Linked DNA regions of Homo sapiens: region 2 is linked to region 1. A link is an interaction called in ENCODE POLR2A ChIA-PET data of the cell type or tissue named here. Cell type or tissue: PC-9. All regions are shown on one strand. Links, peaks and the distances in the headings refer to the core of each region. The heading gives the core; the rest is flanking DNA. Region 1 overlaps KIF14 (kinesin family member 14). Region 2 overlaps LOC124900414 (a long non-coding RNA gene).

Evidence for each region. ChIA-PET counts read pairs that join two places held together with the same protein. Peaks named below come from ENCODE experiments on the same cell type or tissue, not always from the same donor. Only the 100,000 strongest peaks of a DNase experiment are listed, where the experiment ranks them.
Region 2: POLR2A ChIA-PET joins it to region 1 with 6 read pairs; 2 of 35 experiments call an interaction of 5 or more read pairs at or near these places.

The regions. Positions count from the first base shown.
Region 1 is chr1:200,548,290-200,552,692 of GRCh38, reverse strand. It overlaps KIF14 (kinesin family member 14), which reads left to right. Exons shown (of 30, transcript NM_014875.3): 30 at 1-1,193. Among named protein-coding and RNA genes, the nearest start is that of KIF14, 70 kb to the left of the region's middle. In PC-9, for the core only: no CTCF peak of the experiment used is centred there; a DNase peak (open chromatin) is centred at 2,162; H3K27ac peaks cover 1,281 bases.
Region 2 is chr1:200,469,236-200,473,638 of GRCh38, reverse strand. The region is part of intron 2 of LOC124900414 (a long non-coding RNA gene); the gene reads left to right. Among named protein-coding and RNA genes, the nearest start is that of ZNF281, 61 kb to the right of the region's middle. In PC-9, for the core only: no CTCF peak of the experiment used is centred there; no DNase peak of the experiment used is centred there.

The DNA of each region.
Region 1 (4,403 bases), core at 213-4,212:
CTCAAAGGGTTAACTGGTTGCCATTTTGAATAGTATGTTCAAGGGTGTAGCTTCCTGTTTCTTTCCAAATTATAAGTAGCTACCTAAATATAGTATAATTATATATTAATAATATGGCTTGCTGGCACAGTAGTTTACCCTGTTATCTGTGTTTCATAATGGGGGCTGTATGAATATTATTTAAAACTAATAAAATGTTGCCAGAATTATACTAAACTGTTGGATGAGATTAGGAGATCAGAGGCTGGACCTTCTCTTGATAATGCTTGTTTTGTTAAAGGTATAATGAAATAATTTGTATATGATTTGATGAAGATTAAAGACCCTTATTTTCCACAGCTTTAAAAAAAAACCTTTATTTATGATCAAGTAATAAAGATAATATTCTACTTGTGGGATCTTACATTACGGAAATAGTTTGACGTTTTTGACCTCAAGAGTATGTATAATTTGAAGAGATACTTTGTAACTATGCTTGGGTGATATTGAGCAGTTCCTAAAGAATAATTCATTTAAAAAAAAAGAAGAAAAAAAAAGAAGAATTCATTTAAATAACCTGATCCTTTCATTTGCCCTTTTCGAATTTACAGATACTACTTGTACATTTGGCATAACTAGTTGAAATTGGCCATTCGTACCATGAATAAATCTGATAGTTTCCTTGTTAGGAAGAGATTGTAAGTAAATACAGTCATTGCAGTCAGAACAGTATTAGTGAACCTTGTGTGGTGTTTTCAAGCTCTTTAAAATGGTACAATGTAGCACATTTGCTTTCATTTCTTTTTTTATTTTTGGCATTTGACCTTGTATTCTTTCTGAAGCTCTATATGTGTTTTTATTAGTCAATAATCTGGCAAGTAGCACTTTGCCTGTGCAGTTTGCTGGAGTGTAGATGTACATATGAGGATTTCCCGGGAGGTGCACTTCTTTGAAGAACTTCCTAAAGTACCTGTATAGTAGTTTTCATCTTAATATTCAGTATTTAATCTTCAGTTTGTGCTTTGTAAACTCATGACTTAATTGGTCAGAAACTTTTTAGTGTCTTTATAAAATTTTGTATACATATTTATACTAAACACATTGTGATACTGTATTTGAATGAATGGTGAAAAAATATTTGCTATTGGAATTATGTGCACTGACAAGAAATGTTATAAAGAGAATGCCTTTAATAAATCTTTTCAGCATTAGAATTGCTTCGTGGTCTATGCTTTTTTATTTTACTGATTTTCTTTGTTTATTTTACTCTTCATTCAGAATAGCTCTGCCTTGATAATAGCTAGGCTAGTGTTGCAAATCAAGTTAATAATTAGGAAACACTAAACAAATATTAATATTGCCATAACAACTATTTTTTTTTAACATTGTTCTGCCTCTCTTTAGTTGATTATGCCTGGAATAGATTTATCACCATGTGGTATGTGTAAAGAGCATGAGCTTTGGAGTTTGACATATTTTTCACACGTTTGGAGTGTGAATCCCAGCTGGACTGCTTAGTAACTACATGACCTTAGACATGTTACTGTCTTCACTCCCATTCCTTCATCTGCAGAAAGAAAAGTAATACCCACCTCATGGACTATCTATCTATGAGCACTTAGTGAGAAAAATGTGGGAATAACTGCTGGCAAGTAGTAGACTGTTAGTGAATTTATTTTCTGTCCTTTTCATTACCAGCTACAAAACCCTTGTTATGTATATAAGATCACACTTGGTGCAGGCATATGCCATTTATAACATTCTGCCAATGTGCCAAATTGTATTGCAGTCCTTTATGGCATACCTGAAAATATATCTGCCGTCATTTTGTTCCATGATAATAAATGGACAATAAAGATAACTAAACATTATCTTACTGCTCTTAAGGTATAATGTGCTATGTGTCCTCCATGGAGTCAGTCCATCTGAAAGTTTTAGCAAAAGGCTGTTTTGTCTAGTTAGCTAACTAGCATACTTGAGTTTACAGAGCCTAACTATGTGCCAATAAGCATTTCAAGGTTTTCCCTAAATATGGAAAGTAAGAATTAATCACAGGTGAGGGGAAAAGGTATCAGTAGTTTGGTTCAGTTAAAAAAAAGCTTATGTGCCCAGCTTCCTGTGCATGATTCATCAGGTAAGTTTGTGCTCTGGATTTTGCAAGTTACAGTCATTGCATGATATAATCAAGACTGAGCTTTTCCATCTTTCTTCCTTTAGCCAATATTAGTTTATGGGATTTTTAGATGTGGAGCATGGCCATTTAGTTTGTTTTAGTATCTGATAGCTAGGTTCATTCATTCATTCTAATAATTATTTACTTAATGCTAGGTATGCTGTTGGTGTTAAGCCATAGCAACCTGAAAAAGATTAGATTGCCTCATGGACTTTTGAAAGGCCCAACTTGTTGGATCCCAGTTGTTCATAACATTATATTTTCTCGATGCCAAAGACCTCTAAACACACTAAACTCAAGTCGGGTGCAGTGGCTTATGCCTGTAATCCCAACACTTTGGGAGGCTGAGGAGGGTGAATCACTTGAGGCCAGGAATTTGAGACCAGCCCGGCCAACGTGGTGAAACCCCAACACTATTAAAAACACAAAAGTTAGCCGGCATGGTGGCGCATGGCACGCCTGTAATCCTAGCTACACAGGAGGCTGAGGCAGGAGAATGGCTTGAACCCAGGAGGTAGAGGTTGCAGTGAGCCTAGATCACGCCACTGTACTCCAGCCTGGGTGATAGAGCGAGACTCTGTCTAAAAAAAACAATAATAAACAGGCATGGCAGTGCATGCCTATAATCCCAGCTATTCGGGAGGCTGAGGCATGAGAATTGCTTGAACCTGGGAGGCAGAGGTTGCAGTGAGCCAAGATTGCGCCACTGCACTCCAGCCTGGGAGACCAAGGGAGACTGTCAAACAAACAAAAAACCAAACAAAAAACACACACTACACTCGAACATACAGGAGAACCACCAGAGAATCGCTGACTTATTCAAGACAGAATTCAGGGGTAAACTTTTGATTAAGCAAATGGCAACTGGAAACTGCATATTTCCTGTTGCTGAATGGTCCTAAACTCAGAGAATCATAGGTTTTTTAAAGAATTTAGCCGAGCACGGTGGCTCACGCCTGTAATCCCAGCGCTTTAGGAGGCCGGGGGTGGGTGGATCACCTGAGGTCAGAAATTCGAGACAAGCCTGACCAACAAGGTGAAACCCCGTCTCTACTAAAAATACAAAAATTAACCAAGCGTGGTGGCACGCGCCTGTAATCCCAGCTACTCAGGAGGCGTAGGCAAGAGAATCGCTTGAACCCGGGAGGCGGAGGTTGCAGTGAGCTGAGATGGCCACATTGCACTCCAGCCTGGGCGACAAGAGTGAAACTCCATCTCAAAAAAAAAAAAAAAAAAAGAATTTAAGAGCGATTTTGTGGTAAGTCACAGGCTTTCGTTTCTCTGGCTAATATTCAGTGAAAACCTCTGAATTTGTCTAAAGAGCGAGCATCTGCCCATTAGGGGGCCTCATTTTCACGAAGAGCAGATTGTGCTGTCCACTAAGAAGATGGAGAATCTCTGAAATTTGGAAAATGGATATCGCTTTCTATGGCCCTACATCCCCCTCTTTTTAAAATGGTGGCTCACGTCTATAACCCCAGCACTTTGGGAGGCTGAGATGGATGGATCACGAGGCTAAGAGATCTAGACCATCCTGGCCAACATGGTGAAACCCTGACTCTACCAAAAAACACAAAAATTAGCTTCGCCTGTAGTCACAGCTACTCGGGAGGCTGAGGCAGGAGAATCACTTGAACCCGGTAGGCAGAGGTTGCAGTGAGCCGAGATTGCACCATGGCACTCCAGCCTGGCGACAGAGCAAGACTCTGTCTCAAAAAAAAAAAAAAATATATATATATATATATATGTGTGTGTGTGTGTGTGTGTGTGTGTGTGTGTGTGTGTTTACGGGCCAAGCACGGTGGCTCACACCTATAATCCCAGCACTTCTGGAGGCCAAGATGGGAGGATCACTTGAGCCCAGGCATTCGAGACCAGCCTGGCCCACATAATGAGACCTGGTCTTTATTTAAAAAACAAACAAAAAAAGAGCAGGCATGATGGCTCATGCCTGTAATCCCAGCACTTTGGGAGGCCGAGGTAGGCAGATCAACTGAGGTCGGGAGTTCAAGACCAGCCTGATCAATATGGTGAAACCCCATCTCTACTAAAAATACAAAATTAGCCGGGCGTGGTGGCACATGCCTGTAATCTCAGCTACTCGGAAGGCTGAGGCAGGAGAATCACTTGAACTTGGGAGGTAGAGGTTGTGGTGAGCCGAGATGGCACCATTGCACTACAGCCTGGGTGACAAGAGCAAAACTCCGTCTCAAAAAAAAAAAAATAAAGCTTTTTCCCCAGTTTTATTGAG
Region 2 (4,403 bases), core at 336-4,335, 79 kb after region 1:
ATGTTCCAGGCTGACTGTAGAAAAGGGGATGTCCAAATTCAAGGGCACACAAAAAGCATTTAGAAAGTTTGCTAACTGACAAGGGGGAATTAGTGAATTTGCTTCCCATTTCTACTTTCTAGGTGGCTTCTGAAACAGCAAAGAAAGTTGGGTTTCATCTGGGACCTGATATCCTGGGGTTGACACCATCCTGTTGTGACTCCCACAGCTGATAAGCTTTGATAGAAATTGGCGGCCCCATCTGTCAAACTCTGCCATGACTTTTTTTTTTTTCTTTTTTTTGGAGACAGTCTCACTCTGTTGCCCAGGCTGGAGTGCAGTGGCGCAATCTTGGCTAACTACAATCTCCATCTCTCAGGTTCAGGCAATTCTCCTGCCTCAGCCTCCTGAGTAGCTGGGACTACAGGCGTGTGCCACCACGCCCAGCTAATTTTTGTATTTTCAGTAGAGACGGAGTTTCACAATGTTGGCCAGAATGGTTTCGATCTCTTGACCTTGTGATCCGCCCGCCTCAGCCTCCCAAAGTGCTGGGATTAAAGGCGTGAGCCACCGGCACCTGGCCAAACCCTACCCTGGCTTTAAACCTGAAAAGTATTGCTTTCCCTAGGTTAAGGATTTGTAGGAAATTCTCTCGCCAAACCCTGCCCTTGTCCCTTGTATGGATCTATTGCAAGGTGAAAAATAGATATTGGATGAGTAATCACAAGCAGTAACAGCTCTGGTGTGATCAGGTATGGCACTGAAGCATGAGAATAAGATCAGGATGCAGTGATATTCTGATACAGGTGGGTGTTCCTCTTTTTGGGAGTGGGGGTAGTGGAGAGGGAGATGAATGTCATCCAGGTTTCTGACTACTGAAGTCATCAGTAAAGCCAGCATTGCTCTTACTAAACGTGATGAGAACAGATCTTTTGTTTTGATTTTATCTATCTCCTTTGCTTACCAGTTTTATAAGCACTTCTGGAAAAGCATCCAACTTTTTGCAATTGTAATTGTTAAAATCTGCTCATTCGCTTGAATTTTTAAAGCACAGAATTTCATTGTTAGAGTGGTTTGAGCTTTAGAGAGAAAATAAATTTATGACAGAGAATCAGGGAAAAATTCTAGCGTTTTGGGGGCGAGACTGTGATTTCCTTTTTGATCTTGCAGGCAAGGAAAAAAAAAGCAGCAACTGCTGATATTGGTGATTATGCAGAAGATGCTGGGTAGTATTTACTGAGCACTTACCAGGAAGCTTGCCTGGTTCCATGTGCTTTACCTGCATTAACTTCCCTCAGTTCTCCCAAGAATCCCACGAGATCTCTGTTGCCTTTATAGGAACCAAGCTAAAATGTTCATCAGCACAGCAAGTTTCTACTTCTCCTGTTTAAAGAAAATCTGAAAAATACCTGGATCCTTCCCTCCCATCAGCCCCCACTTCATCCATCCTCTTATGAACTGAGGGAATCTTTTATCATAGGCAAGTATAGGGTAAACCTGAGAAAAACCTTGAAGAAAGATTATGTAAGTTGAAAATCACCTAAAACTGCAGTTTTAGTCCTCCACTTTGCAGAAGAAATGAAAATATCTGGAGGAGGGAGAACAGCAGCAGAGAGAGACTGTAGGAAAGGAAAAACAAATGGCCGATAAATGTGGTCTTGAAATGAACAAGTGCACGACAATTAAGATGATCCTTTTTATGATGCCTGATGATGTCACCCTATCATTCTCTTTATTACAGTGACTTTCCACTTTCATTTTGGGACAGATGCAATTTTACATAATACCAGTGAAAGAGTTACCCTAAGAACAATAATATGTAAACATCATGTCTAAATTCAGACTATCTCCATACACTGCAGGGAAAGCAGAAGAGTGAAGAAAATGCATATTCTAAGCTAGCAGTATTAATTCAAACTCTTTATCTTTAAAAATATTTTGTTTTTAATTATTTTATAAACTACATATATGGGGACAGGTACAGTGGCTCATGCCTGTAATCCCAGCACTTTGGGAGGCTGAGATGTTTGGATCACTTGAGCCCAGGAGTTTGAGACTAGCCTGAGCAACATGGTGAAAACCCATCTCTACAAAAAATACAAAAAATTAACTGGGCATGGTGGTGTATGACTGACTGTAGCCTCAGCTGCCCGGGAGGCTGAGGTGGGATATCAGAGCCCAGTTGGTTGAGGCTGCAGTGAGCCATGATTGTGCCACTGTACTCCAGGCTGGGTAACAGAGTGAGAGCCTATCTCAAACAAAAAAAGAAACAAAACAAACAAACAAAAAAAAACCAACTTCATATATGATCTCATTGATAATAATAGCAACTACTCAAACTTTCTTTTTATTGTCATCTTATTTTAGAACTTTGTTTTACTTTTACGTAGTTCTCCTCAAGCACCAGATTCAATGTCCTGCCCTACTTTTTCTTTCTCTTTAGTGCTATATCTTTTTTTTTTTTTTTTTTTTTTTTGGCGACAGGCTCTTGCTCTGTCACCCAGGCAGGAGTGCAGTGGTGTGATCACAACTTACTGCAACTTACATCTCCTGGGCTCAAGTGATCTTCCTACCTCAGCTTCCCAAGTATCTGGGACTACAGGCCCATGCCACCACACCTGGTTAATGTTTGTATTTTTTATAGAGATGGCCATGTTGCCAAACCTGGCCCGAACTCCTGGGCTCAAGCAATACACCCTCCTCAGCCTCCCAAAGTGTTGGGATTACAGGCATGAGCCACCTCACTCGGCCCTAGTGTTATATCTGTTTGAATTTGAATTAATATGATTAGCTTAGAATATGCATTTGCTATGGTCTTAAGTATAATTCAAAGACAAGATTAAAAAATTTTTTTAGGTCAGCGTGGTGGCTCATGCCTGTAACCCCAACACTTTGAGAGGCTGAGGCGGGTGAATTACCTGAGGTCAGGAGTTTGAGACCAGCCTGGCCAACATGGTGAAAACCCCATCTCTACTAAAAATACAAAAAATTAGCTGGGCATGGTGGCGGGTGCCTGTAATCCCAGCTACTTGGGAGGCTGAGGCAGGAGAATTGCTTGAACCCAGGAGATGGAGGTTGCAGTGAGCCAAGATCGTGCCACGACACTCCAGCCTGGGCAACAAGAGTGAAACTCCGTCTCAAAAAAAATTTTTTTTTAATTGACACATAATAATCATGCATATTTATGGAGTACATAGGGAGGTGATTATACATGATGTATAGTGATCAAATCAGGATAATTAGCATATCCAGCATCTCAAACATTCATCATCTGTTTGTATTGGGAACACTTAATATCCTCCTTCTAGATATTTGAATTCTATATATTATTATTAACTATAGTCATTCTACAGTGCTAGAGAACACTAGAACTTATTCCTCCTATCTAGCTGTAATTTTGTGTCCTTTAACAAATCTCTTTCTATACTGCCCTTCTCCCGCCCCTTCCCAGCCTCTAGTAGCCTCTTTTCTACTTTTTACTTCAGTGAGATCAACTTTTTTTTTTAAGCTTCCATATATGAGTGAGAATACATGGTGCTTAACTTTCTGTTCCTAGCTTATTTCACTTTCAAAAACAAGATTTTTAATGTTTACATAATATTCTATCTAGCAGATGGTCCAGAGTTACTCCATAGCTGGATTTTGAGAATATCTCCAATGTCTTACTGGCAAATATGTTTGTATATACAAATGTTTTAAAAGCTAGAATAACTATGTTATAGTCCCAGAATTGCTAAGTTTAAATGGTGTGCTTAGCTGGAAAAATCTAACATTCTTTAATTTTCAATAAGAAATAAGAAAGAAAGCTTTCTCGCCTGGTTTTAAGTTAGCAGAGGAGTTAAAAACTTCTACTAGAATGAAGTTGCTTATCTGACCCATGTTTTATTAATATATGGAGTGATTCCTAGCTTAGAAACACTAAGGTGATAACTATGAAGAAAACTTAAAGTGAAAAAAGCACCATTTTATATCCTCTGTTCAATGCAAACACACTTTCCAGAATAAAAAAAAAATTCTGACATATCTTTATGTATCTATAAATTTGGCTTGTGAATGTGTATATCCTAGGGAAGATGTATTAATAGGTCTGTAATGATATAAAATTTATGCTGGGGGTGAGGCAAAACTTAATGGTTCATAAATAGCAAATTCATTATATTTTTAATACTCAAGTTATATTAACACCATATAACATCTTTATGGTGCCATTAGAACCATTTAAATCTTTGACTCAACCTGAAAAACAAACATTTCCAAATCTTGGCCATGAAATGATTAGTCAAATAAAATGTTTTAATAAATATTATTGGATTAGAACATGGTTGGTTGGGTCATAAACTGTCTTATGAATGTTTTATGTCATCGGTTACACTGCATTTTTAAATGTTAACAAATTAATTTATTTTAAAGGCCGCATCAAGGTG